Linked DNA regions of Homo sapiens: region 1 is linked to region 2. Evidence: chromatin loops called from intact Hi-C (ENCODE). Cell type or tissue: IMR-90. All regions are shown on one strand. Links, peaks and the distances in the headings refer to the core of each region. The heading gives the core; the rest is flanking DNA. Region 1 overlaps CHRDL1 (chordin like 1). Region 2 has its middle 52 kb from the start of CHRDL1.

Region 1 (15,398 bases), core at 5,049-13,048, 140 kb before region 2:
TCGAATCAATAAATACTAAAACACTGTACAATATTTATTACTGTTAAATGTTTTCTGGGCCTTCCTTGTCTCCCTAGAGAGTCTGTAAATTCCTTGGAATGAGAGATTATGTCTTAGACCACCTCTGTATCTCCTAGACCACTGCTTCTCAAAATGTGCTTCCTGGACTAGCAGTATCAGCATTACCTGGAAACTTGTTAGAAATGCCAAATTTCAGATCCCAACCCATACCTACTAAGTCAGAAACTCAGGATGGGGGCTGGTGATCCTGGGTTTTGACAAGCCTTCCAGGGGATTCTGATGGATGCAGGAGTTTGTGAATAACCAGGCTGGAGCACTTAGCATATTGCTGCGTACACATCAGGTGCTCAATATATGTATTGAATTGAACTGCAGTAAAACATACAGAATTAAGTGCTTGGTCAATAGTATATATACTCTTTTCTGCCTGTTTTATTCCATGTCTGAGTAAAGATTGTAGACTGCAAGCTGAACTCTGTGGAAACCCTGACTGACTACTGTAAAACAAAGATGATTTCAACTATGTTTATAACTAGAAAATTATGCCCAAGAGTCAGTTAACATGCTTTGAACACTTCTTGGGTGAAGAGCCTGATACTACAGCAGAAAGAGGAGAAAATCAGGCTGGGCTCTTGCCCTCAGGATATTTACACCCAGGTTGGAGGTGATGGGAAATCAATATAGGAAACAGCCTAAAAACACACAAAAAAAGCAAATACAAATGAAATACACATGCTTAGGAGACACTGAATGGGATGAGTGAGCAGTCAGATGTAATCGTAGAAAGCTTCCTGAAAGAACCATTAAGTCACATTTTTAGAAGTAGATACTGCACAGCATAAACCGACAGTGATAAGGGCAGAGAGTACCTCAACCAAAGGGAGTGACATTGGCAAAGGACCAGAGCTTTGTAAACAGCAAGTCACATACTGGAGACAGCAAGCAAGGTGTGGCTTGAGTAGAAACTTCAGATATGAAAACAAGAGAAATTACGCTGGTAATTGAACTTGTAGAGAGAAAGGGAGGAGAGGGAGAGCGAAGGAGGGAGGGAGAATGACAGTGGGGTGTGTTGTTGAGGTAAATAGGGGTAGTAAATAATGTGCTACTATTTGATAGCACAATAGGGTGACTATAGTCAATAATAACTTACTTGTACATTTTAAAATAACTTAAAGAGTGTAATTGGATCATTTGTAACTTAAAAGATAAATGCTTGAGGGGATCGATACCCTATTCTCCATGATGTGTTCATTTCATATTGCATGCCTGTATCAAAACATATCATGTACCTCATAAATATATATGCCTATTATGTACCCACACAATTTTAAGAAAATAATTAAATTGTAAAAAGTAAACAGTAAAAATTCAAAAAAATATAAAATTTTGTAAAAGGCTGAAGAATTCACATTTGATTATGTTGCCAATTTTTCTGTAGGGGTTCCTATGATAAAACTGATATTTGTGGAAGCCTATTCTGGCAATGGGGTATAGACTAGTTGGGGAGTAACTCGAATGCAGGAGGCCATACAGGAAGCTGCTATAGTAATATGTAATAGGCCATGAGCATCTGTGCAATAACACACAAGAAGGATTGAATGAGACTCCTACAGATGAAAAGAAACTGATAAGACCCTGAAGGAAGATTTGATGATGGGGAAGGAAGGCAAAGGGGAAATCAGTATCTGACAACTCTTGGGTTGCAAATCTGGAGAGCTGGGGACAGTGATTGAGCAGGGATGAGCTTAGATTTACTTGTCCCCCTTGTTTCAGTGGGCAGTAGTGGGTCTGGGCCAAATAAAATATGGGACTAGAGAGACGAATAGAAACCAGTAAAGATTTACCAGCAAATGGCAAAACAAAATGTAAAAGCTATATAATGTGGTTTCAAGCCTAATTTAAGTAGTCAAAAGGGAGAAAACAAGTTGCAAAAGAAAAATGATAGACTAGTTCTCTTCATCAAATGTCCTTTTAAAATGTAGATTTAATGATTGGTATTGACATAAAATGTTTACTTAGCTGGCCTTCTGAAAAGTTCAGTTTATTTAATTTATACCCTAGAGTTTTTAAAAGGATTTTAATTAAAGAGTGTCATTAAATACTTATAGTCCAGTCAGAATCTCAAAGCATTATAGAAGCACATAGCGCCTCTTACAAATGAGCAGAGAGGTAAGATGGAAAATCAAGGAGGCAAGTCACTATCAGGCATAGGAGAAGAATACTAATACCCTGTAACACAAATCAGATGAGTGTGTCGTGATGTGTATTTGATGAGCATTTGCAGACAAGAATGCATACCTAAATTTCAGCACTTCATTAAAAAGTAATGGAGACTATATATATATATATATATATATACACACACACATATATATATACACACATATATATACACATATATATATATACACACACACATATATATATACACACAGACACATATATATACCATCTGATCTTTGACAAACCTGACAAAAACAAGTAATGGGGGAATACTAAACCTGTATTACATATATATATCATCTATATCATACTAAAACTGTATGATATATATATATATATCATCTATATCATACTAAAACTGTATGTTATATATATCATACAGGTTTTAGTATTCCTAGTCTAAAATGCTCCAGAAGTTTTTGAGTGCTGATGATGCTCAAAGGAAATTCTCACTGGAGCATTTTTGGATTTGGGGTTTTTGGATTAGAGATGCTCAACTGGTAAGTACAATGCAAATATTCCAAAATCCAAAAACATCGGAAATCTGAAATACTTCCAGTCCCAAGCATTTTGGACAAGGGATATTTAACCTGTATATAAATACACACATATATGTATATATACACTATATTTATATATAAGATATACTATGTACATTATAAATTATATACATTAAATATATAAATACTAGGAACTGTTAGCATTTCTGGTGCCTCTGAGCTTTCAAAGTCATCAAAATTGCATTCTCTAAACTTCAATGTTCTATTAAGTCTATTAAGTAGCTGCTAAACGTTTTAACATTTGAATTATTCTATTTAATTTAACCCATAATTAAACTGGAATTATCTTCTTAGATGTTGACATTTTATAAGGCTATAAGTGGTTCTCTAGACCTGGGTACAGTCTGTCTGGATAGCTGAAAATAGGTATGTCCATTTGCAACCTTAGATATCATACTTTGAAAAAAAGTAGGCACCAATACCCTAAAAAACCTGTTTCTTTGCTCTTTTTGTCTGATCACTGGAAAGATTATCTGAATGAGATGGAGGCTTTTTCATTCAGCCAAGTCTTTTTGTAAAAAACAAAACAAAACAAAAAACAGAGATTCTAATGGATTCAGATGGATTCTAATTAATTTTGAGAAGCAACAAGATATAATTTTAACCAATTTTTTGAACTGAAATAAAAACAAGTGTAGTGTACTGTATGTCAAACAATATTCATTTAACCCTAAAAGCCACATGTATTGTTTATTCAAACCTCAGTCATACTCTCTCTGAGTGGTACCCTATGAAGCTGTAATGGGTTGGCTTTCTAGTAGTGGGAGAAAGGGAGAACAAGTATTTGAAAAATGGCCAAAAGCTAGGCTGAAATTCAGACTGTTTATAACTCCTGTGGCTTCCATTAATCTCTGGTGGCTTGAGCAGGTCAGAGAGGTAAACTGTCCTCTCAAAAGGACTAAGTGTACAATGAGATTCCGAGATACCCATGAAGATAAGCCTCAGAGAGCAAAACTATGCCAGCATGTGGCCACTTTTGAACCATACATCATAAATAGGGTAGCCATAGAGCAGATTTATCTCAGACAACTCAGTTTTATTGCCTGTTTTTCTGGCAGGCATAATTATTAAGATTGCAGCTCTTGCTTTCAAAATGTGCCTCGGTTGAGATAGTAAATTACATAGTCACTCTAATCATAAGGCAAAGGGACATGAGACAAATCCCTGAGACAGGGGAAATGTTCTCTGTATTTTTTGAGGCAGAAGTTGAAATGAGCAGAATCAGGGCAAAGTGGAAGAGAGCAGGGAGGAATAAACCCATTGTGAAGTCTCTCCTTACCATGAGCTGGGTTCCATGGGGGAGCACTTTAATGCCAGTGCTCCATACCGAAGCTAGAGATGAAGAAGTGAGTAGAAGCAGATGACTTTAGGGAGCCTCTGCCAAACATCTAATTCTATAAATTCTGCTGGGAGGGAGCAAGTGTGCTGAAATTTGAGAGAAGCTTTAAAAGGAAACTAGTATAAGGATTCTCCACTGATAGGCATTTGAGCTTCCAATGATGATATACAACAATACAAGAAATCTGCAAGTTTTATAAAGCACAAAATTAGAAAAAACTACTTTAAATTTCAAATGGAACCAAAAAAGAGCCCATATAGCCAGGACAATCCTAAGCAAAAGGAACAAAGCTGGAGGCATCACACTATCTGACTTCAAACTATACTACAAGGCTACAGTAACCAAAACAGCATGGTACTGGTACCAAAACAGATATATAGACCAATGGAACAGAACAGAGGCCTCAGAAATAATGCCACTTATCTGTAACCATCTGATCTTTGACAAACCTGAGAAAAACAAGCAATGGAGGAAAAGATTCCCTATTTAATAAATGGTGTTGGGAAAACCTGGCTAGCCATATGCAGAAAAATGAAACTGGACCCCTTCCTTACACCTCATGCAAGAATTAACTCAAGATGGATTAAAGGCTTAAACGTAAGACCTAAAACCATAAAAACCCTAGAAGAAAACCTAGGCAACACCATTCAGGGCATAGGCATGGGCAAAGACTCCATGACTAAAACACCAAAAGCAATGGCAACAAAAGCCAAACTAGACAAATGGGATCTAATTAAACTAACGAGCTTCTTCACAGCAAAAGAAACTATCATCAGAGTGCACAGGCAACCTACAGAATGGGAGAAAATTTGTGCAATCTATCTATCTGACAAAGAGCTAATATCCAGAACCTACAAAGAACTTAAACAAATTTACAAGAAAAAAAAACCAACCCCATCAAAAAGTGAGCAAAGGATATGAACAGACACTTCTCAAAAGAAGACATTTATATGGCCCACAAACATATGAAAAAGAGCTCATCATCACTGGTCATTAGAGAAGTGCAAATCAAAACCACAATGAGATACCATCTCATGCCAGTTAGAATGGTGATCCTTAAAAAGTCAGGAAACAACAGATGCTGGAAAGGATGAGAAATTGGAACACTTTTACACTCTTGGTGGGAGTGTAAATTAGTTCAACCATTGTGGAAGACAGTGCGGTGATTTCTCAAGGATCTAGAACCAGAAATACCATTTGACCTAGCAATCCCATTACTGAGTATATACCCAAAGGATTATAAATCATGCTACTATAAAGACACATGCACCGGTATGTTTATTGCAGCACCATTCACAATAGCAAGACTTGGAACCAACCCAAATGCCCATCAATGATAGATGGGATAAAGAAAATGTGACACATATACACCATGGAATACTATACAGCCATAAAAAGGATCAGACAGTTATTTTCTTAAAAAATACTTCTTTGTCAAATGAAGTACTTTATTGTTTGGGCTGTCAATATAAGATCTTAGTATTTTTAACAAAATAGCTCCTTGAGAAATACCAAAACACACACAACGGGGGGAATTCCTGCCAACAGTAGCAAGCCAAATCTGAAGAAGAGTACAAAATTATTTGTCCAGAAAAATCATAAATACTTACTTTTTAAAAAGTGCATTGTGAGAATGCATGCGTTTCCAGGAGGAAATCAGAAGAGAGTGAATACAGAAACTACGAGCTGGATGGTACCCACCATCCACACTCTGCTCTTTCAATGGAGATGTGGCTAAACAGATCCAAGTTTATGGTGAGAAACAGAATCTTTGCTTCTCAGAGCAGTCCCAATGCATCTGCTGGATTGTTACCATATCTGGCCCCTGGAAAGATGGTCATCACACAGTCTGTTCCTCCCGGTAGCCTCAGAAATAAGAGTTCCCAAATTTGCTTTGCTTCCCCAAGTTGAGAGGCAGTATAATATAATGGCTAAGAGAACAGATTGGAGCCAAACAGTTTGGATTCAAATTCTGGCTCTGCTCCTTCCTACTTATGTGACTTTGGGCAAATGAATTAACTTCTCTGTGCCTCAGTTTCCTTATTGCTAAAATGGAGACAATAATGCCTACCTTATAGGGTTGTGAAGATTAAATGAATTAGTATATGCAAAGCATTTAGAATTGTGCTTGGCACACTGTGTCAGCTAAATGTTAGCTGCTATTCCTAATCCCCTTTCTTCCCATTCTTTGCCTCCACTTCTTTTTCCTCCTTCTCCTCAAGGGTAGCTTACACATGGGGGAATACCCGGCTTAAGGGACTCCCACAAGTGTGCTGTGTATTTAACAAAGAAAAGGGCTTGGATCAAACAAACAAACAAACAAACAAGCAAACAAAGCCTAGCAAAGATAACTGCATGCCTGCACATTGAAAAGGAATCATTTCATCTCTAAATCATTGGAAGACAGGGTCCTGGAGATATTTTTAAAAATGGCTAGAGAGATTTCTTCGGCTCACACCTTCTAAACTGGCTTAGAATTTCTCATAATTATGCTAGTCCTCTATTTCCAATTTTTTAAAAAAGAGTTTGCATCTTAATTAAAATCTCTTTTCTCTCTTGGCTAAAAATGAGGCTTGACAGGAAAGATATCTGCTTCATTGGTAGGAGTACAATTTACAAAGTTATAAAGTGAAGTCTTAAAAATCCAAGTGCCCACTGAGCGCGGTGACTCATGCCTGTAATCTCAGCACTTTGGGAGGCTGAGGCGGGTAGATCATCTGAGGTAAGGAGTTTGAGACCAGCCTAGACAACATCGGGAAACCCCGTCTCTACTAAAAATACAAAAGTTAGCCAGATGTGGTGAGCGCCTGTAGTCTGAGCTACTTGGGAGGCTGAGGCGGGAGGATCACTTGAACCCAGGAGGCAGAGGTTGCAGTGAGCTGAGGTCATGCCACTGCACTCCAGCCTGGGCAACAGAGACTCTGTCTTAAAAAAAAAAATCCAAGTATCCAAATAAAGTAGAGTTCTGTGCTACCACATCCATGAACTGAAAATAAAAAGCAGGACAGAGAGGAGAAACTCAATGACCTACCCATGCTGACTGTCTGGTCAACCTGAAAATGAAAAGCAGTCAGTTGTATACACTGCTCTTCCTTCTCATGTATCTTTTACCTCTGTTTGCACTGTCAGTCAACAAACCAGGTTGATTTCTATAAATTGTTGGAGTCTAAGCTCATAAAGACTATTATAATGTGAGTAATGGGCACATCCAATGGTGTTTCTGGGCAGCTATGGAATTCCTTGAAGGAGTTAGAAAGAATAAGGTTGAAGAAAGAGTGGCTTTAACCACCCATGAAGAAATAATTGCTCTGAAATGCTTCACTGGGAATTCCTTATTTTTATTATAGAAACAGATTCATATACACACAAAAAAGTCCTCCAATCCCAGAAACAGAATGGGGTATTACTGACCCTGACAGGACAACCCAGATGGCCGATTAGGAATCAGTGCTATTAATTTGTTAAACTCAATGTGAAAGTCAACGCTGTCCCATCCACTGTCTGAATGACTTTCTATTCAAGAAGAAATATTCTAGACGTAAGAAACATGCCAAGAAGGAACATGATGACCTTAGAGGGACGGGGTCCTGGGACAGTCAGCAAGTACGTGGGGATGAATTTTGAGCACAAGAGATGGAGAGAAAGCAAAAACAATCTGGAACATTTCCATGGAAGGAGATCCAGTTGGGATTTAGATGAGGAGAGGTAGGTGAGGATGGCAAATCTCTAAAATGGTCCCATACACATGAACATAAATGATTCACTTTTGAAAAGGTATTATTAATGACAGCGAGACTCTTCTATAGCTATGAAAATATCAGAGTATATCAATACACAGTCGTCCCTCAGTATCTATGCGGAATTGGTTCCACGACCCCCCACAGATGCCAAAATCCACAGATGCTCAAGTCCCTGATAAAAAATGGCATAGTGTTTGCATATAACTTACACACATACTCCCATATACTTTAAATAATCTCTAGATTACTTATAAAACTTAATACAATGTAAATGCTATGTAAATAGTCATTTTACTATATTGGTTTCTAAAATTTGTAATTTTTAGATTGTTGTACTGTTACTTTTAACGTGTTTTTAAAAATTATTTTCTATCTGCAGTTGGTTGAATCCATGGATGTGCAACCAGTGAATATAGAGGGCGGACTGTATTTTGAAGTTTAGGTGAGAATGTATAAACTCAAAAATTACTGAGTTAATTTTAATTTTTTTTATTTTATTGTGGTAAGGACACTTAACGAGATTTACCCTTTTAACAAACTTAAGTATACAATACTATATGGTTAACTATACACACACAATGTTGTACTGCAGATCTTTAGAACTTGTTCACCTTGGAGGGGGAAGTGGGGAGCTGCTAATCAACAGGCATAAGGTTTCAGTTATACAAGATGAATTTTCATTTTTTAAAGTAGTGTTTCTCATTAACAATGTTTCTTTCCTATCATCATGACCAGGAGATGGTGGTGTTTCTGCAGAAAATGTGGGCCAAAACATAAACAACTTGAGACTAATTTGTGAGAATCTATATTTGGATTTGCTGTTATTTTCTTCAGTTTTCTTTGATTTTGAAAACTTTGAAAAACTGGTCAATTTTTATGATGTTTAAAATCAATGAAGTATCTCACATACCACTTCCCTGAAGATCCCGGATTCTAGCTGAGATGGGATCTGAGGTGCAATTTTGCTGCTCTTTCGGAAAGAGAAATCAAGTGTCTTAGGTAAAATGGCACTTATCTTGAACACTGACTAATATACTTTTAAACAATTGCTTCCAGTTTCATTTACCTTGAAGGAGTTAGCAGAAATATCAAAATTTCATAAAAAGTGACTTCCATTTTCTCCCTGGGCTCATTTGAGATATGTTGGATGAACGGGCTTGGGTTGAGCAAATTGTAAGTTCCACCATTTCTCCTGCCTCCCTACTGCATCTGTACTTGGAATGCTGTCAAGAGCTTTTTGTGACTGTGGCTCTTTTTGTATTAAATAAACCAGTCAGCATGATATATGATTAATATTATGTTATGCCAGGGGAAACAGGAAGACACAAAGCAATAACAGTGCAAGAATATATTTCTGAATGCTTATTTTTGAACCAGATTAAGTCCTGAAGGTGGTCAAAGAAGATCAATGAGAACTAGAGTGATTGGGCAAAACTATTAGAAGAGGTGCAACTTCAACTGGACCCTTGAAAGATGAGTAGGATGCGAATAGGTAGAAGAGGAGCGGGGGCTATTCCAAGCTTGTGAAAAATAACAGTTTAAGTGAAGCACATAACAGGAGGGAAGGTAGGAAGAAACATAGCATGTAACAGAACAAAGAGATCAGCCAGCCAGCCTAAAGGAGATGTGTGTGTTGGTGTCAGAGAAATGAGGCTGGAAAGTAGGTTAAGGAAGGATCAGACTGTTTCACAGAGGGTCTTTAAAAACAAGCTGAAAAATTCAGATTGGATAATATGGTAAGAAATGGTAGCATGATCAAGTAGTTTCTCAAAAAGAAAATTCCTAGGCTGGGCTCATGTCTGTAATCCCAGCACTTTGGGAGGCCGAGGCAGGAGAATCATTTGTGACCAGGAGTTTGAGACCAACCTGGGCAACATAGCGAGACCATGTCTCTAAAAAAAAAAAAAAATTGGTTGGGCACGGTGGTGCACGCCTGTAGTCCCAGCTACTCAGGAGGCTGAGACAGAAGGGTAGCTTGTAGTTTGAGGCTGCAGTGAGCTATAATTGTGCCAGTGCACTACAGCCTGGATGACAGAGTGAGACCCTGTCTCTGAAAAACAGGAAACAGCCAAAAGAAAGAAGAGTAAAAGAAAATTCCTAGATTAGGGTATTATGTAGCATGTATAATGTAGAAAGAACATTATAGACCCCTACAGCCTGGGGAGGGACTGGATTCATGGTGGGATCAGAAGTTGGGGATCCCAGGAGTGTATGACTGCCACCAGTTATCTCCCTAATTTTTGAGCCAATCTTTCCTCACCCTGGAGTGCAGAGAACAAGGAGGGATGTGGTGCGAGTTGAGGCTGGAGAGACAGTCTCAGAAGTCTTCCTTCACCTCCCTGACTAGGTCAACCCCTCTCAATTATTGGCTTTTATAACAACTTTCCTTTGTGGCATGTGGCACAGTTGCAATTTTATAATTACTTATATCATGACGTGGTGTCTATCTTCCCTACTAAAACTCCATGAAGGCAGGTTCCATGTCCATTTTTGTTCACCATTGTATCTCTAGCACTGGTGCAGTGCCAGGCTCTTAGTGATTGCTTAACAATGTTTGCTGAATGAAAGAAAGTAGACATTTACACTCAAGACACTTTAAGCCTAGAGTGAGAGAAGGGTAAGTTAAGGCCTTGATGGGAAAACATGGGCAGTGTGGTAAGATACTCTCTTAGGAGTATCTGCACACAACAATGTGCCATGCATGTCCCGTCTTCCCCTTTACTCCCCTGTACTAGGAGATATCCTTGTCATACTCCTATGAATGGGTCCCAACAGGTAGTATAGAAGTTAAGAGCTTGAAACTCTGAAGCCAGACTGACCAGGTTAAAATTCTAGCTCTGCCACTTACTACCATTTGTCCTTGGACAAATCACTCAACTTTTCTGCCTTAGCTTCCGCATCTGTAGAATGGGGATATAAATAGTTGCTACTATTTTTGCCAGGATCAAATGAGCTATTCCACACATAAGTGCTTAGAACATTGTCTGGCACATTGTACGTGCTACATTTAGACACCATTTACTAAATGCATACTTGGCTTTCAATACAGTTAATACCTACCCCAAATACCTTTCCCTTGTCTAGAGTCCAAGTACATAGCCTTCCCTGTTGTTTTGGCAAGATGAGCAGGGGACAGGAAGTGGAAATGATCAATGGTGGAGGGAAGCTGGGTGTGGGTTTGGGTTTGAAGCCTGCCTTCCCAGAATGTGGCAGTAGTATAATCTCTGAAGAGATTTAAAAAAAAAAAAACTTTTATTTTAGGTTTGAGGATACCTATGAAAGTCTGTTACATAGGTAAACTCCTGTCATGAGGGTTTGTTGTACAGATTCTTTCCTGCTTCTCTCCCTCCTCTCACCCTCCATCCTCAAGAAGACCCCAGTGTCTGTTACTTCCTTCTTTGTGTTCGTAAGTTCTCATCATTTAGCTCCCACTTATAAGTGAGAACATGCAGTATTTGGGGAAAAAAAAAGACACATGCACGCAAATGTTCATTGCAGCAGTATTCACAATTCTGAAGACACAGAATCAACCTAAATGCCCATCAATGACAGACTGGATAAAGAAAATGTGGTATATATACACCATGGAATACTATGCAGCCATAAAAATGAATGAGAGCATGTCTTTTGCAGGAAGATAGATGGAGTTGGAGGCTATCATCCTTAGCAAACTAACACAGGATCTGAAGAGATTTTTTCTTCTGATAAAATTTCCCTTAAGGTTCCAGTGGCTGTTTGCACTATGCTTCCAGTCCTAATGAGGTTTGCTGAAGTGCTAGCAATGACACACATTCTGCCAACGCTCTCCTTGACTGTCCCAGCCTCAAAGACACGTCTAGCCAATGAAGGCTAGGTCTGAGATTCAATCCGCGTCTAGGATTGCTGTCTGACCCAGGAAGAAAGACACACATTAGTGTTTGGGGACAGTGCAGAGAGGCTATTTCAATGCCCTTTATATGAAGGTTTGCAAGTTCAGCAGTCAAAAGATTATTTCTTCTTCAGTATTTGGCCTGCAGTCAGGGTGGCCAGCATAGGGGAGAGGTTTCTGGGTTCCCTGCTGTATGAGTAATACGCTTATATAAGATACAGTATTGTAAAAACGTCATTTCCATGGGAAAAAATAACTAGGTGCTTCAAAAGTTAGAACTTCAAAGGAGTTTCAACCACATTATATACAGCTGAAAGATGCAAAGAAACTGGAGGCAATGAAAGAACAACAATTTTTACAAAAGTGTAGGATTTAGTCTTTATAAAGGAAGATGAAAGAAAATTGTGCATTTAGGCTGGATGAGAGGTTGCAAAGAAAGAACTTAATGAATTATCAAGTATATAAAGGGACAATACATGGCCAGTAATAACTAGCTTTTATCTGTTGCTTCTGAGGACATAAAAAAGAAAAGAAATTTAAATTGTAACGATAGAACAGTACATAAAATAGCTAGTTCCAGGATCTGTTACCACAAGAAGAACTAGAACTAAAGTTCTGTCTATGGAGATTACATTTTAAAAAGGCAAAACTATCAAAGATAGAGGAGAAGGTGCAATGATACTTAACTCGGGGGTAATAAATATAGTAATTACTATATAAAATATAGTAATTGTTACTTATAAACCAATAACTCTGTATTAGGCCATCTCCTAGCACTCTACGCCATCTCAGTTAATCTACACAACCCATTTCATACGTAGTAAGCATAATCTCCATTTTTACACCTGAGAAAACCAAGGTTTTGAGTGGTTAAATAGTTTGTCCAAGATAACAGCACTCGTAGGTGGTAGCCCTGCAATGTCAAATCTATGACCTTCTGGCTTCAGAGCCTCTGTCCTTTGCATTATACCGTATTGCCCCTAGGTTGCAGTGACATGTCTTTTCACTGTTGCCTTTCCTTTCTATTATCAATTGTTTTCCAGTTTAGATTTCACATATCCTTTTCCCCAAAGGGAATAATATCAGCCTAACAGCTGGATTATAGTGACCAACTGGTTATATTAGCAACCACATGTACACCTCTGCTCAGTATGGACTTTCTTTTGAGCCACACTGAAATTAAGTTGGGGCCAAGACAAGAAAGGAGGTGAGGAACAAAATATCCATCTTTCTTGACTGAAATGTAACAGCTACACTGTAGTACAGACATATACACACACACATTGTGAGAAACATGTATGGAAAGATCCAGGGCCTTACCAAAGCATAAATCAAATTAGGCTGTAACTAAATCCATATTGACTTATGAGGGCTGATGCAAATAGCATATTAAAAGGGATGAGCATACACTGGTAGTCCAAACAAGCTCAGTCCTTCCAAAAAGCAATGTTAACTGTAGTTTCCTAAAGTGGTATAGGGGAAGAAAACAACTTGGAGATCAGGAATGAGACCAAGTAATTTCCTATTGACGAGGAATCAATGTATAGTCAACACCATCTACCACAGTCAATCAGTAATTCAGGGGGAAAAATGCACAACAACCATATTCTTTTTTGGTAGCACCTAATTCAAATCCTGACTAAATTTCTAGTAATCATTCCAATCTAGTGTGCATTCATTTAAAGAGCACCTACTCTGCCTGGCACAGTGGGAGAAATAAAGATAAATGAAAAAGAGTATCTGTCTTGAAGAGCTTATGCATTAATAGGGATGATAATACATGGGCACAAATAATAAAAAACAGAAGTTGACAAGGTGATAAATGCTCCAGAAGAAGCACAGGTTAAGTGCTGAGGAGTCCTAGAGTAGAGACAGGTTTACTTCTAGTTTGCAGGATTTAAAAACATTTCATGGAAGAAGTGGCAATTAGGCTGGATTTTGAAGGATAAGCAGGATTTATGGGTGGAGAAATTAGGGATGGAAGTGGGAAGGCAGAAAAGAAAGGCCTTCCAACTACTACTTATCAAAATGCGACCTGAGGACGGCCTGCAATAGAATCTGAGGAAGCTGCATTTGTGCTAGGTCTTGAAGGACTAGCAGGACTTCCACAGGCAGGGATGGAGAAAAAGAATTTTCCAGAAAGAGGAAACATTTTCTCCATCCAACCTGTACATGTGCAGTTGTTACTTAGACAGCCCTTTTGTCTCCTTTTCATCCCAGTTCCTTATCATGAAATGGCCACCACTCATTCATCTCAAATTGGTTGCCATATGGTCGGACTTAGATGCTTTAACCAATCAGGAACTGAAATTGGTTGCTTTTCCACTGGTTCACTCAGGTTTCAGAATTTTAATGTGCTCAATTTAAGTGCACTAAACTCAGATTTTTTAAAACAAATCCTTGGTTCCAGGTTATCTACATGGTCTCAGGAATGGTTTCTCAAAGTGACAGTCCACAGACCACCATTCTGCATCAGAATGAACGATGGGGTCTGCTTAAATGCAGATTCCTGGGTCCCACTCCAAGGCCACTAAATCAGAATCTCTGCAGGTGTGATCCAGGAATCTGAACTTCAACAAGTTCTCTGAGCAATTCTGAAGCACACTAAAGTGTGAGAAACACTGACAGGAAGAGGACTGAGCAAAGGTAAAAAGGTAAGAGAGCACAGGAACAATGCAGTGGGCCCTGAGGTGCATGAATGGAAGAATATTGACCTATAAAGGTAACTTGAGGTTAGACCATGAAAGGCCTTCACTATCAGAGTCGGGGGTTGACATGTATTTGAGTGGCGACAGGGAGTCATCCCTTTCAGTGGCAGAACACTGTGGTTAGAGCCTGAAATATGGAGCCAGGCTGCCAGGATTCAAATCTTAGCTCCTCAACTCACTAGCTACCTGACCTTGGATAAGATTCTTAACCGCTCTCTGCCTCAGTTTCCTCATCCATAAAACAGGGAGAACAATAGTACTCCTCACATAGGGTTGTCATGAGATTAAGTGAGTTCATATCTGTAAAATGCTTAGTTAGAACTGGGACTGACATATAGTAAGTCCAAATACATGTTGGCATAAAAATTTTTGAACAGGGGTGTAACACGGTGATGGATTGCTTTTTGGAAGATTAAAATGGCAGTAATGTATAGAAGTCACCTACACATCCCCCACCAGCAAATCCTATAATTTTTTTCCTCTAACTCAGTGGTTCACAACCTTAGCTGCATATTGGAATCACATCCTCCTCCTTCTGATCTGGTATAAATCTACCAAGGTAATTCCAATATGCACCCATAGTTGAGAACCACGGCTCCAAATGTATTTCAAATTTGTCCACTTTTAATTATTGGGTCCTCAGTATATACAAGACACTGTGCCAGGTCCTTCTCTTATATTATCTCATTGAAATCTCACAAACATCTTGAAGGTAGGAGCTAACATTATCCTCACTTTAAAGATTGGTAGAAAGGTTGAATAAGGTCATTCAACTACAAAGTAGCAAGGCTGGGATTAGAACCAAGGCAGTTTGGCTCCAAAGGCTCCACTCTGAACCACTACTGTGTTCTCAGTCCAAGCACCCTTTTTCTCACACTGGAAAGAGTACTACCCTAACCATCTTGCTAGTCTCTCCACTTGCATTATTGCCTCCCTCCA
Region 2 (15,398 bases), core at 3,634-11,633:
ATAAAGATTGTGGAAAGTGCTATGAAGGAAATAATAGACTAATGTTTTAGGGAAGTGAGAAGAGCGGAGAATAGAGTCAATATTTGAACCCAGGCAGCCTAATTCTAAAATCTGCATGCTCAATCATTGCACTATATAGATTCATTTCTTTAATTTGGTTGAGGATTTAAGGTCTAATAAAGTTAGGCCTGTGGCATATGGCATCCTTGACTCTTCTAGGCTGCATGTCCTCCCTTTTGCCTTTATTTAGATTACTTTTGCCAGCACTCATTGATTCGTACTTGTTTATTTTGCTTCTTGTCTTGGACTTTTCCTGGTAGAACTCTCTTGGCAATAAGCAATCTTGTCGCACAGAGTGTCTATAAAGCAGACATGTTTAGACTATTTTTAATAAAATAAAGTGCCCCCTACCCCACAATTAACACTGGAGCATATATTTAAACCTGAAAAGTCCCCAAGTCCTGATTCATTTACCCTGTATTATAAAGGCATAAGTCTGTTTTTATCACTCAGTGAAATAATAATCAAATGATTTTCTTGGAAACTCTAAAAGCTTGGAGGGAAAGTTAAGTGGTTTGGGCCCTTAGGGTATATAATTCGATCTTCCAGGACTATTTGGCTAGGTTATGTTGCCCGAGGACTTAGAAATAAAAGGTTGATATTTTCACCCATGTTGACCTCAAGCATGTGACACACACGCTTGTGAGATTCTCCATTATGTGCCAGTCTTGGATTGCACTTTTATTACAATCAGGTTGTGTCTCTCTTGGAATTTAATTTTATGCCATTGATATGGTGGATCTTAATGAAAATGTCAGACTTTATGTCTTTAGAAATAATGACACAGGAAATGAGTTGGTTGCCCCTATGTGGCAAGCAAATAAATTAGAGCAAAATCCAGCCACAAGACTCTGTCTTTTTTTCCTGGTCTCAATTCCGCACCTGCTCTGTGCCTAGTTTCCTGGGGCTTAATGGAAGAAAAAGACTATAAGTCTTGACTTCTCTTTCCAGATTGACCAGGCCTATTTGTTTTTTAAACAGTTTTTTTGTTTTTGTTTTTGTTCTTTGAGACAGAATTCATATAGCATAAAATTTATCCTTTTAAAATATATAATTCAGTGGTTTTGAGTATATTCACAGGGTTGTGCAATCATCATGACTAGGTAATTCAACATTTTCATCACCCTCACCCCAAAATTCCCATACCCATTAGCAGTCAAACTCCATTCCCACCTACCACCCCTCAGCAATCACTAATCTACCTTCTATTTCTGTGGATTTACCTATTGTGGACATAAATGGGCCTATTTCTGCCTCTTTCCTCTCTCCCCCTTCTCCTTCTCTGACTCCCTGCAAAGCCAGGCTCCTGGATTGCTGGGACAGCCCTGTAGGGCTAGCTGAATCTAAAACAGGTTTTCTTTTCTCATTTTCTCTGGCCTGCTCTCCCATCCTGCCTTTTCTCTACCCTCTTTGTCTAAATCTACTCTCAATTATTAATCAATTATTGTCTATTCATTGAACACTAGGTACAAATAACTAATAATATACACATGGTTCCTGACTTAGGATGGTTCAACCTATGATTTTTCAATTTAATGATAGTGCAAAGGTGACAGGCATTCAGGGCACTCCTCATCTTATGATGGGCTTATTAGTATTTAACACAATTGTAAGTCAAGGGGCATCTGTATAAAATTGAGCACTTAATATGAGTCAAGAAGAACTGTTCTGATAACTTTTCTTGCATTAACTCTTAATACAAAACCTGAATGAAGTCAGTAGTATTATTTCCATTTTACAGATGATTAAACTGAGGCATAGAAAGAATAAGAGATTTATGTACAGTAGCAGAGCTGAGATATGCATAGTTATCCATGTCAGGGAGCAGGAATTGGGGGTGGCATGCAGGATGATAAAACAGAAGACATGGTTCCTTACCTCAAGGAGTTGAGAGAAGAAATAAACCAGATGCATATGCAATATTTAAGCAACAATAGAAAACAGTGGTTTTCATGTGTTATGTGCCTCAGAATCATCTGGAGGCTTTTTTTTTTTTTTTTGACAGAGTCTTGCTCTGTCGCCAGGCTGGAGTAGAGTAGCACGATCTCGGCTCACTGCAACCTCCACCTCACAGGTTCACGCCATTCTCCTGCCTCAGCCTCCTGAATAGCTGGGACTACAGGTGTGCGCCACCACGCCCAGCTAATTTTTGTATTTTTAGTAGAGACGGGGTTTCACCATGTTGGCTAGGATGCTCTCGCTCTCTTGACCTCGTGATCCGCCAGCCTCTGCTTCCCAAAGTGCTGGGATTACAGGCGTGAGCCACCGTACCTGGCCCCGGAGGCTTTTTAAAGCACACATTGTCAGGCCCTACCTCCAGGGTTTCTGATTCGGTAGGTACTGCGTAGGGCTGAAAGAACTGCGTATTCAGCTGGCTCTGATGCTGCCAGTCCAGAAATTTCAACATGAGAACCATTGTCTTAGAGTATAACTGTCTTTAGAGAGCATCTGGCAATGCAGCAGCAAGAAGTACAATTATGCACATTTAGATAAAGAATGAGGTTTGGTGTGATTTCTGTGTGGCAGCATGAGTTTGTTACCTAAGGGAGTTGGGGAAGGACAAACAGTCATCACACCAATGGGATTAGGTCTGTTCTTCCTTAAGACTCTCCTGTCCTTCCCGCCTCTTGCTCTTAACATGTCAAGCCCAAGCTGAGAGCAGGGCATCTGAGGCCCTTCACAGTATGGCTCCTATGTACTGTTCCAACCTCACAATCCTGACCTCTTGGTTATCCCCACTTTACAGTCCAGTGATTCCAAGTTCGGTGTGTTTCCAATTTTTCATGCTGGTTCATGCCCACTTCCTACTGTTTCCTCTGCCTAAAATGCCCCCACTCAAGTCCTCCTGGTGCCCGTGCCAGACTACCTGGATTCAAATCTGGCCTCTGTCAATTACTAGCCATGTCACCTTTGGCGAGTTGGTTAGCTGCTCTGTGCCTGAGTGTCCTAATCTGTAAAATGGGGGTAATAATAGTTCCTTCCTCATAGGGTTGTTGTAAAGATTAAATGAGGTAATACTGATATGATTCCCTTCCCTGTGGGCAGGGAAGTGCTGGGTAGAGGAGGAAGGGTCCATGGCTGGGGCTCTATCCCTGGGCCTGTGCCCATGGACCTAGGTGAGGACAGGCATTTCTGTTTTTATGCCTAACATTTGGGCATAAAATGCAACATTTGCATTTCCCAAGACCACCCTGGCCTGCCATGTCCCCATCTTGTGCCTATAAAAACCCGAAGACCCTAGTGGGAAGGGCACACAAGTGGCTGGACATTGAGGGGAACACACAAGCAGAAGAAGACACAAGCGGCTGGACGTCGAGGAGAACACACTGGAGGAAGAGCACACTTGCAGGCCATTGACCAGGGGAAAACCACCTTCCCATTCCATCTTCCTTCTGGCCTCCCCATCCACCTCGCTGAGAGCTACAACCACTCAATAAAAAACCTTGCCTTCATCCTCCAAGGCTACTTGTGATCCAATTTTTCCTGTACACTAAGGCAAGAAACCTGGCATACAGAAAGCCCTCTGTCCTTGCGATAAGGCAGAGGGTCTCATTGAGCTGATAAACACAAGCAGCCTACAGAGGGCAAAACTGGCTCATGCCTGTAACCCCAGAACTTTGGGAGGTCGAGGCGGGCAGATCACTTGAGGCCAGGAGTTCGAGACCAGCCTGGTCAATATGGTGAAACCCTCGTCTCTACAAAAAATACAAAAATTAGCCAGGCGTGGTGGTACGCATCTGTAGTCCCAGCTACTCGGGAGGCTGAGGCAGGAGAATAGTTTGAACCCAGGAGGTGGAGGTTGCAGTGAGCAGAGATAGTGCCACTGCACTCCATCCTGGGCGACGGAGCGAGACTCGGTCTCAAAAACAAAAAACAAAAAACAAAAAACAAACAAAAAAACCCGCATACACACAAAACTGAAAGAGCACACTGCAACAAACACCCAATGGGGCTTCAGCTGTAAATATTCACCCCTACACACTGCCTTGGGGTCAAAGCCCCACAATCTGCCCATCTGCATGCTCCCCCTAGAGGTTTGAGCAGCGGGGCACTGAGAAAGTGAACCACACCCCCAACGCACGCCCTGCAAGAGGGATAAGGGAACTTCTCCTGTTTCAATACTTTTTTTGTTTTTTGTTTTTTTTGTTTTTTGGACAGGGTCTCGCTCTGTCGCCCAGGCTGGAGTGCAGTGGTGAGATCACAGGACTCAAGCCTCATGCAGCCTTGACCTCCTGGGCTCAAACAATTTTCCCACCTTGGCCTCCCAAAGTGCTGGGATAACAGGCATGAGCCTCTGTGCCCAGCCAAAGTAATACTTATAAAATATTCAGTACAGAGTTTAGCACATAGCACATATTCAAAAATGTTGTATTTTCACTATTGTTAACGATTTTACTAAATCCAGCCTAGGCATTACCTCCAGAAAGTCTACTTTGTCATTCTCAACCCCATGCCCACTAGTATTATTAGTGATTCCCTCTCTCTCCTGTACTTTGTATCTCATACATGCTTCTATTCAATTCCTGGCTCTGTCACTTGTTAGCTGTGTGATTGTGAGCAAGTTATTTAGCCTCTCTGAAACTAGGTTTCCTTATCTGTAAAATAAAGATGATAATAGTATAATAATACTCATCTCAGAGTAATTGCTGATATTTAAAAAGGCAACGCATGAAGAAGCTCTTATCATGGTTCCCAGTACTTAGTAATAAAGGTAAATGTTATTTTGAACTACACCATGTGGTTGTGAGAAATAACGGCATCATTTTTTCTCAAGGTAAGGTGATGATGCTCTTATCTCAGCAAATAGTTGGGAGAAGCAGATGGTTTTATATATTGATTCCTGATTGTATCATTATTATCGCATCCCTTGACCTGATTTCTATCTACCTCCACACTTCATAGTGTGTTTTCTCATTACGCCCCACATCTTCTACCTAGTTTTCCAGCACACACCACACTGTTGCAAGCCTTTCTGCTTAGTCTGTTTCATTCCTGAAATATGCTTTCGTACTTTATTCCCTGGCTAATGCCTGTCCACTCTTAAAGATTCTTTTGCCCCAGTGTATGTTTTTATCTACTTTGTCAAAGATATGTAGATATATGGCCTTATTCCCGGGTTCTCTATACTATTCCTTTGATCTGTGTGTCTATTTTTATACCAGCACCATGCGATTTGGGTTACTATAGCCTTGCAGTACAATTTGAAGTCGGCTAATGCAATGGACATCCTTTTCAATAAATGGTGCTGGGAAACTTGCATTGCCATATGCAGAAGAATGAAACTGAACCTCTGTCTCTCACCATACACAAAAACCAGCTCAAGATGGATTAAAGACTTGAATGTAAGACCTGAAACTATAAAAATCCTAGAAGAAAACCTAGGAAAAAAAGTCTTCTGTACATTGGTATGGGCGAGGAATTCATGACTAAGACCTCAAAACCACAAGCAACAAAAATAAAAAATAAGCAAATAAGACTTTAAACTGTGCACAGCAAAGGAAATAATCAACAGAGTGAACAGACAACCTGCCGAATGGGAGAAAATATTTGCAAACCATGCAACCGACAGGAGACTAATGTCTAGAATTTACAAGGAGCTCATACAACTCAACAAAAACAACAGAAAACCAAATGACTCCATTAAAAATGGGAAAGGATATGAGCAGACACTTCTCAAAAGAAGACATACATGTGGCCAAAAAGCATATGAAAAAATGGTCATCATCACTAGTCATCAGAGAAATGCAAATCAAAACCACAATGAGATATCATTTTACACCAGTCAGAATGGCTATTATAAAAGGTCAAAAAAAAAAAAAGATGTTGGCAAGGATGTGGATAAAAGGGAATGCTTACACACTGTTGGTGGGAATGTAAATTAGTTCACCCTCTGTGGAAAACAGTATGGATATTTCTCAAAAAACTAAAAATAGAACTACCATATGACCCAGCAATCCCACTAGTGAATGTATATCCAAAGGAATTGAAATCAGTATATAGCAGAGATATCTGCACTCCTATGCTTATTGCAGAAGTATTCACCAAGCTTTGGAATCAACCTAAATGTCCATAAATGGATGATTGGATAAAGAAAATGTGGTATATATACACAATGGAATAGTGTTCATCTATAAAAAATAATGAAATCATGTCTTTTCCCACAATATGGATGGAACTGGTGGCCATTATCTTAAGTAAAACAACTCAGAAATAGAAAGTCAAATATCACATGTTCTCAGTTCTAAGTGGGAGCCAAATAATGGGTACACATGAACATGGAGTGTGGAATGATAGATATTTGAGACTCAAGAAAGGTGGGATGGTGGGAGGTGGTGGGGTATGAGAAAATAATGAGTAAAACATACATTATTATCATTATTATCTTTATGGTAGATCCATTTAGATGGACATATTAAAGCCCAGACCTCACCACTATTTAATATATCGATGTAACAAAACTGCCCTTGTGTCCCTTAAATTTATACAAATACAAATAAATTTTTGAAAAGATTCAGCTTTTAGTGTCACCAGCTGTAGATCCCTGAATCCCCAAACTGAGATGGGTGCCCCATCCTATGCTTACCCTATCACAGTGTTATGATATTGTTATAGAGCTTTTTGTTTGTGCGCCAGTCTCTCCAACTAGATTGCGCCTTTCTTAAGAGAGTCAGGCCCTTTCAACTTCATCTGTGTATCCCCAGCACCTAGCTCAGTGTTTTCAACACAATATAGACTCAAGGGGTATTTGAACTAAACTGAGGCGACCCAGCTGTACTGGAACAGGTTTAAGCTTATTTTTTAAATGTCAACAAGTTGCCACAGACAAGTTATCTTTCCTGAAATCTCAGCATGGAAAACTTCTGGACATTTTTCTGGTGGCAGGAAAGATGGTTAATTCGATCTAGGACTCATGAAGAAAATGGCATTAAACAAAGCTGACCTACTACTCTATTAAAAGTTTGGGCAACACTGCCATCTAGTGATGGAATTTAGATATGCTTGAGAATGAGATCTGTAGTTCTTCATGGAAGCCTGGAGAAAACCACTGAGCTTTCGTTTACACAGAGAAAGAGGAATGGCTAGTTTCTCTGAATAAGACATGTAGTTATGCGATGTACATTTCACTCGATAGATCGTGTTAATTGAGGGAAATAAAGGTCTAAATATATCATTTGTTAGCCACCAAGTCCTATTAATGTGGCTAGTTGCTGATGGGGTGGGAATTGCACAGGACAGTCCAGATGGAACCTATTTGTTCCCATTGTAACATTCAGCATCAGATTATGTACCTTATTTTTTTCAAAAGGAAAATATGGCTGGCACAGATCTGCTTTCAGGCATTATACAATCTAATTGGACACAAGAAGCAATTAAGGAATAAGACACCATTAAATTTGACTCAGGTCATTGATTGGCTGTGTGTGTGTTAAACATATCCAAATGTATGCATGAGTGTTTTCAGTCATTCAGGTGGTGGGGGTGTCTATACTTTTTGTAGGAATCCTCAAATAGTTTTGGAATACACTGCCCTTGGAATCATCCTGAGCCTGTTCTAACACGAATAAGAAACAGTAGATGTAATCTACCACACTGCAAGCAGCTGAATGTGTACTGCATTTGGAGTCAAACAGGTTGGAGTTCAGATTACTTGTCTATCACTTACTAAGTGCGTGGCCTTGGGCAAATTACTTAACCTCTATGCACCTCTTCATCTGCAAGATAAGAGTGCAAATAATACTCATCTCATTCAGGTTCTGTGAAGTTCTGTGAGGATTGACTGAGACTGGTATGTAAAGCACTGAAAGCAGTGTAGGCAATTTAGTAAGTGCTTGTAATTTTTGACAAATACTTTGCTACAGCCCCTTTACTGTCCTAAAATGAGACAGAGAAACTCATAGAGCAATGTACCTACCACACACATAATTTTATATATTTGTGTGTGTGTGTGTGTATATATATAAGAGAGAGAGAGGTCCAACTAGTGTGAAGGAGAAATAAAAGGAAATTATTGGTAATAAATAATGAATTTCCATCTGCAAAGATTGAGGCCACACCATGCTATAAGATGTAGGGGAACAGGTAGAAGCTTGCACCTACGTACAGAAACAGCATGAACTCAAACACTACAAATGCAGGCGCATGCAGGGGCATTGCATTAGTGACTCAATTACCATGATCAGCGTTGTTGTTGGCAATATGATCTTCAAAAATGTTAGACAACTCTTGGGAGAGTTCTGAACACAACAAAGAGCAGTTTTCCCTCAATTTACATGGTAGCTGTATTCCTGGAAATTTCAGCATATACTGAAATAAAACTGTGCAAAAAATACTTTGTGTTTATGTATAAATCAGAGTTCTGTTCTAGGCACAGCTAATTATTAACAGATTTTTTTAACCTACATGAATAACTGGGTGGGAGGTGGCATTCAAAATTTGGACAGAATATGGGGCATTCTTCACTGTGTGGAACTGTCTAGCACATTGAGGACGTCTAGCATCCTCTTTTCCATTAAGTGCTTCCCACCTCCTTTGTATACCAGTCTCTATCTTATACATATTCACATGCATACAGAACCATAGAATTAGACAGGTACAGACATAAACTCTCAAGGGGAAATAGAGTCAGGGCCTTGATATTCATCCAGGGCTAGCCTGGAAGAACCCAAGGATGGAGACTGGACAGTGGGTGGGATATGGAGAAGGTTCTTAAAACCTGTAGATTCAGTTATGTTTACAGTCTGGATGAGGTATGCAAGGAAAGGGGTGGTGAGAGAGCTGGGGTGGGGAAGTTGGTGGGAAGGATGGTATTCAGGTACTGAAGACTGAAGAAATGTTGGGAGTCATTGACGAGTAGGCAGCCAGCGTCAGGACCCAAGGTAAAATGAAGGCCCTGGAAAGGCAGAAACTTTGGAACCATGAAGACAGACCCCCAACCAGGATTGAACTAACGGAGCAAAGAAATGGGGTCTGAATACAGCCTGAATGTCTTCCATTCAGCTGGTTAAAAGTGCAGATGTAGAGTCACACAGACCTGGGCTCAAATCTCAGCTCTGCTACTTACTGTGTGATCTTGGGGAAGTCACTGCAAACCTCAGAGCCTCACATTGTTCTCGTCTGTAAATTGAAAATACTGATAGTGCTTGTTTCCTCCCTCAAATGGTGATTGTGAGAATTACACACGAGACCATATGTAAAGTGCTGGACACATAGTATATGTGCAATGTAGGCTAGCTGTTATCATTACTACCTTCCCCACCAAACTCCTCTGCCTTCCATGCCCACACCTCAGTGAGTGGCATCACCATCTACCTGTTCAGCCATCCAAGCCAGAAGCTTAGAGATGATTGTTGACCTTGTCTTCCTCATGTCTCACAATCCTGCCGATGTTTCCTCTGAAATTTCTTTTGTATCTACTGCTTCTCCTCCAACCCCACTGCCAGTGCTTTCACCTCAGCCCCTCAACACCTCTTCCCTGGGTTTATATCCTCTCTGTGGAGCTTGGCTGCACCTGGCGCGGTCGAAGAGGGGAGGACTAGTTCTACTGGGACTCTGCTTGGGCAAAGTCTTAATGGCTGAGTGGCAATGGGCAGGACACTTATCTAGAATGGGTGGGAACAAATGAAACCCAAGGTAAGACTATGGCCCAGAATTTAAAAGGGTATTATCAGAGGCATCACATGGCAAAGCAGGCTATAGGCTATAGCATAGTGATTAAGCCCATGGAATGTGGAGTCAGGCTTCCTAGGTCTGAATTCTGACTCTACTGCTTATCACTTGTTTCACCTTGGGAAAGTTACTTTACCTCTCCGTGTCTCAGCTTCCTCACCTCAAAATGGAAATAAAAATAGCACCCATGTCAGGAAGTTGTTGTAAGGATTGAATAATTTATTACATATAAAGGGTCTAGAATGGTGCCAGGCACATAGAAGCATGAAAAGTATTTGTTAAAGTATTTTTAAAAATTTAAGATAAGGTTAAACACAGAGCTGCAAGGAAGTAAATTGCACCTAGGCCATAAACAAGTTGTGGGCCTGGGCTGGCCATTCCTGATGGGTAATGGTGGCCTACCCGGGGCAGGGCAGCCGCCTGGCTGGATTGGGCTAGAACCCACCCTGGCCATCCCCCTTCCACCTCCAGCCCTCCTAAAGGCAGCCTTTTTAAAAACAGGTTTGCATCACAGAAGGCTAGAACCCTCTCCAGTGCATTCTCCATCCCAAATGAATCGTTTGGTTTTGTTGCTTCCAGACCCTTGGCAGCAGTGAGACTGCAAGTGTAGAAAACTAAAGTAGTGCCCAACAGAAGGCAGGAATTGCTACAGATCCTTAAGGGTTCAGAGGGATCCCTTCTCCAGGTAAGAAGTGATTTTTTTTTTGTCTGACTTTATGCAGATGCCCTGGGCACGTAGAAAGAACTGCCAATGAACTTTCTGTTTTAAATATGCTTATTTACCCGTGTTAATACTGTTGTAGTAGACCCAGTGGTGGCTGAACCAAGGACTTGATGGAGGAGAGAATCAGTAAAAATGAAACCCTGATACTGGGTTTTTGCTCATCAGCTGCTTCAAAGGCTGAGAATTCAGACCTATTACAAGACCTATTACAAGCTGCAGGCCGTTTACAGATGCAGGAACTGTCAGGGACAGGTCAGATGCAGGGACTGTCAGATGCAGGACAGGAAATTAGGGCCTAAGGAAAGGTTTAACTTCAAAGACCTTATCCAGAATTTTGCAATCAGGAATTCTAGAAATAAATTACTGGAATTTCAGCAAAATCATTTAGTTTAGTTTTACTTTTCTTTTGAATTTTCTGGTTACCCTTCTGAATCTGATCGGGGTGTTGAAGGCCTGGAAATCAAATTTTACCCCACCCTGGGTTCCTTGGGGGTTCATCCAAGTGATTGATTGGGAATTACCAGAGTTATGAAGGGTTCCATATGGTCACAGAATGGGCACTGGCAGAGCTGGAATTCTTGATATTTCTTCTTACAAAGAGTACTGGGTCCCTGCTAGGGAAGTGAAGGTCTGATGAAGCCTGGTATAAATTTATGCAGGAATGGTTGTGGCGGCAACTGCTAACAAAATCCTCAGATGTGCAAGCTGCAGATGCCCAGAGGATGGTAGGAGTTTGGCTTTGTCACTCCAGATGAGGCCAGGGATCAAAGAGCAAGAAGAAGCTGAGAGTTAGGGTTCCTGGGTGACATTACATCTGGCCAGAACATGTGCATAATGCTGTATGTGAACTCTCTTGTATACTGCAATGGTTATTAGTTTTCCAAATCAGAGGATGGGATATACTCATGGGAGGGCTGGTTTGAGCCATGTGAACTGGCTGGGGCGGGGCCCACAGAACTGTCTGAAGCCCCTTCGTCTACCAGGAGGGTGGAGGTAGTTACCAGATGTTCTAGGTTTCGCTAGTGCCCAACACACTGTGACTCAGCAGAGGGTGGGGCCTCGGGCTCTGTTGGAGTCCAGAGCAGGATCTGGCTTGGTTACCCTTTTACTAGCAGGTAGTGCTGGGCTTCTTGCTAGACAGGCAGACTAAACACCCACTTAGAGCCCCAGGAAATTAGGGCCTAAGGAAAGGTTTAACTTCAAAGACCTTATCCAGAATTTTGCAATCAGGAATTCTAGAAATAAATTACTGGAATTTCAGCAAAATCATTTAGTTTAGTTTTACTTTTCTTTTGAATTACATGTGAGTGGGAATGCCATAGTCTTTTCAGTGCTTCAAGGCCTCTGAAGGTCCTAATTGGGCCTTGACAATAAATCCTGAAAATTCTGAATAGTGACTATATTACTGTTACGATACAGTTCTGATATTGTTTGGCAGAGTCCCCTCCTGACCACCAACTCATACAACTGCGCCATCTTGTGGTATATGCTGTGCAGTGGAGAATGAGGTTTTTTTGTTTTTTGTTTTGTTTTGTTTTTGTTTTTGAGATGGAGTTTCCCTCTAGTTGCGTAGGCTGGAGTGCAATGGTGCCATCTTGGCTCACTGCAACCTCCATCTCCCGGGTTCAAGTGATTCTCCTGCCTCAGCCTTCTGAGTAGCTGAAATTACAGGCATGTGCCACCACGCCTGGCTAATTATGTATTTCTTTTTTAGTAGAGATGGGGTTTCTCCATGTTGGTCAGGCTGGTCTCGAACTCCCGACCTCAGGTGATCCGCCTCCCTTGGCCTCCCAAAGTGCTGGAATTACAGGTGTGAGCCACTGCGCCAGGCCACCAGCTACAGAGCTGGCTGTTCTGGCTTCCTATTTTTTTTTTAACTGAGGGGTAGGGAAGTAGAGGGAGTGTGGGCTCCTGTGGCAATGGTGAGGTCAGCCTCATACCTAAGTTTCTATTCTGTTCTGCTTGCAGTTTTAGCAATCAGTCATTGTTCCTTTGACCTGCTCCCCTGCTCCCCCACCTCCTACAGCTCCATCTCCACCAAGCCTTCCTAACATGGGCCCTCAGCTCAGATATACCCATCCCAGGTTCTAGGACCAAGTTTGACAGAATTCTTAAGAGTTAGGGTTCTTGACTTTTAGGTGTCATGGAACCCTTTGGCCAGCCTGTGAAGCCAACAGAACCCCTTATCAGAATCACGTTTTTAGGTGCCTAGAACAAAATACATAGGAATAAAAAGGAAACATATTACACTGAAATGGAATTGTCAAAATATTAAAAATGAACTTGTGATATAGTTATCACATATTAAGTAACACGATCTAGTGGCAGGTCTCTACTACTGTAATTTTAAAGTGGTCATGAGAATAAGCAGTATTAGAAGATGCTGTAGTGCAGCTCTTGTAATGTGATATGCAACCATCTGTGACTTCCATTGATGACAAAGTCACAGGTACTGCTGACACCACTGTGGGCTGTTGCTTATGTTCGTAATTGTAGGACATGCTACACTGAATTTAAGGAAACTGAAATTAGAGGTTAGTAAAGACAAAGATATGTTTTCTGAATCCAAATTCTCAGATCCCTGCTGTGGATGAACCCCATCTGTGAAGGCCAGGTTAAGCTGCCTTAGAGCACCTCTGGATAAGGAGGCTGCAGATTGCAACCTGGGCTACCCTCTTGGAAGGTTTTTAGAAGAGGGTAATCAGAAACCCCACGGAACACCCTGAAAGGAAACCAACCAGCTGCTAGAGCAGCCACCCTTCCCATTTTTTTAACTCCCCTGTGTTCAGGCTCCTGTACCAAGTGCCAGAGTCAGCTGCAGCTTTAGATGTCACTTTTCTGGAGTCACTTCCTCTTTTCTCCAGAGGGTGGCATAGAGGCAGAGCTAGAGATCCTTTGGCAGCTACACCCTGAGGCATCACCACCCGCAAAGGAGCAGTTTTGGCCTCTCTGTGGCTTACTTAGCTGCCAGGATGAGCACCTGCCAAGAGAAATCTGCCTTTTCCTTTCTCCGGGAACAGCGGGTGACCACGCTGCGAAGAATGAGCTGTAGACAACCTGTTTGGCTCTCTACCCCATGGGGTTCAGAGACCGAGGCTAACCCACCTAGGAAGAAGGAAAGAAGTGGGGGGATGAGGCTTGGTCCTGCAGGGCTAAAGGAAGAATTGGGATCCCTACTTGAGAGGCAAGCTGGACCACAAAAACTGGAGGGCCAGCCAAGTCAGTTTCCACTAGAGAAAAATAAAGGTGGGCTACTAGAAAGAGTCACCCTGAAACTCAAGTTTAAGGTCCAGAGGTTGCACAGGAAGTCAATCAAGGGGCTGAAAAGCCAGAAAGCCATAGGCAGAAGTAAGAACAGAACAGTCTGCAGGGTAATTATCCTGATGAGCAATGGGTCATGGTAGCTTGCCATTGTGGATCAGCTGGTGTGTCTGGTGTAAGCAGGGAAAGCTGGCTTCAAAGGTTCAGGGTGAGGGAGTCTGGGGATGCAGGAAAACATCCAGGGGGTGTCAAAGTTGCTGACATGGGATGCTCTGGACAAGGGACACCAGGAGCAATCATGCATGAATTAGGCAGTTGTGAAGTCTGAAGTGTTTAAACTCTTGTTTATGTGTTCCTTCTGCCTAAGGAGGTCACATGCATTGTGGGAAAGTGTGCAGGAACTGAAGCCGCACTGCCCAGCTCCATTGTGGGTAAGCATGCAGGCACTGAAGCTACACTGCCTAGCTTTATATTCCAGCTCAGCTTGTTACCAGCTGTATGATCTTGGGCAAATTATTTAATCTCTCTGTGCTTCTGCTTCATTAACTGTTAAAAGGAGATATGAATAGTACCCAACTCAACAGGTTAACATTAGGCAATGTAGGTAAAGTACTTAGGAAAGTGCCTGACACATAGTATAATTTTAATATGTGTTAGCTGTTATTATTATATTCTGCCAAAAGCAATAGAGCTCATTGTTTAAAGGTATAGGCTCTGGACACAGAGTAAGTTAAGTTTTAGCTCTGTCATGTGTTCTCCGTGTGAATTTGGGCACATTATCCTCTCTAAGCCTGTTTCCTTATCTATAGAATGACGATAATCATGCTATCTGAATTCATTAAGTTGTTGTGAGGATTAAATGAGACAATACATGTGAAGAGACTTGTACATATATAGGGCACATTCGGTGTTAACTCTTTTGACCTGTGGATGGCAAACAGGTAGGTCTGAAGCACGATGTCCACAGTCAGTAGTTGATAAATAAAACAAATCGGAAGGATACACAAAATATTGTATTGTTGATGGTGATTTCCTTTAGAGGATGGGGTGGGGGCGGGGAGTGAGAAAGAAGTCTCCACAGTTAATTTTGTGCTTTTTTGAACTTCTTGAATTATTTCTTTTACCATGTGTGAATTACAACATTCAAGAAATACTAATGGGCTATCAGTAATTATGGGCCATCAGTGATCACTTATACTCTTGTATTTAAAAGGGAAAGGCTGTTAATGGGACAATTGATCAAAGCATTTGGTTCTGAAGACTCTGAGGTGCAGAGCTCTTTTGATGAAGGTAGTGACTAGAGCTGAAGACAGCTGGGTGCAGGGGAAGATGTGGATCATATTTATAAAGATGTTGACAATGACCACTGTTTTGTGGCCTGGGAATGGTGTTGGTCTGTTAGGATGTCCAAGATAGTGTGTCTCAAATTATGGCCAGTGGACCAGCTGTAACATAATCTCCTACAGGGGCTATTTGAAGATCTCTGGACCCCACTCAAAACCCTTTGGATCAGAATTTCTGTGGTTGGGGCCTAGGGACATGTACTTATAACTAGCCTCCCAGGTCATTAATGTAAAATTAAAAGCAGTCTTCTGTTTCAGATAGACCTAAGCTCAAATCCCAGTCCAGCCACTCCCTGGCTGTGTTGAAGCTCCCACTCCTGACATTTGTCACTGCTAACTTGCTG

What was found. A loop is a pair of places that touch in the nucleus more often than their neighbours do. Peaks named below come from ENCODE experiments on the same cell type or tissue, not always from the same donor. Only the 100,000 strongest peaks of a DNase experiment are listed, where the experiment ranks them.
Region 1: a loop joins it to region 2, with 17 times the contacts of the local background. A loop is called at or near these places in 4 of 110 quality-filtered maps.

The regions. Positions count from the first base shown.
Region 1 is chrX:110,702,927-110,718,324 of GRCh38, forward strand. All of the region lies in intron 6 of CHRDL1 (chordin like 1), which reads right to left. Among named protein-coding and RNA genes, the nearest start is that of CHRDL1, 85 kb to the right of the region's middle. In IMR-90, for the core only: a CTCF peak has its summit at 8,585 (motif pointing right); no DNase peak of the experiment used is centred there; H3K27me3 peaks cover 802 bases.
Region 2 is chrX:110,840,460-110,855,857 of GRCh38, forward strand. No RefSeq gene overlaps it. Among named protein-coding and RNA genes, the nearest start is that of CHRDL1, 52 kb to the left of the region's middle. RefSeq lists a silencer at 11,450-11,539. In IMR-90, for the core only: a CTCF peak has its summit at 7,041 (motif pointing left); a DNase peak (open chromatin) is centred at 7,042; H3K27me3 peaks cover 1,084 bases.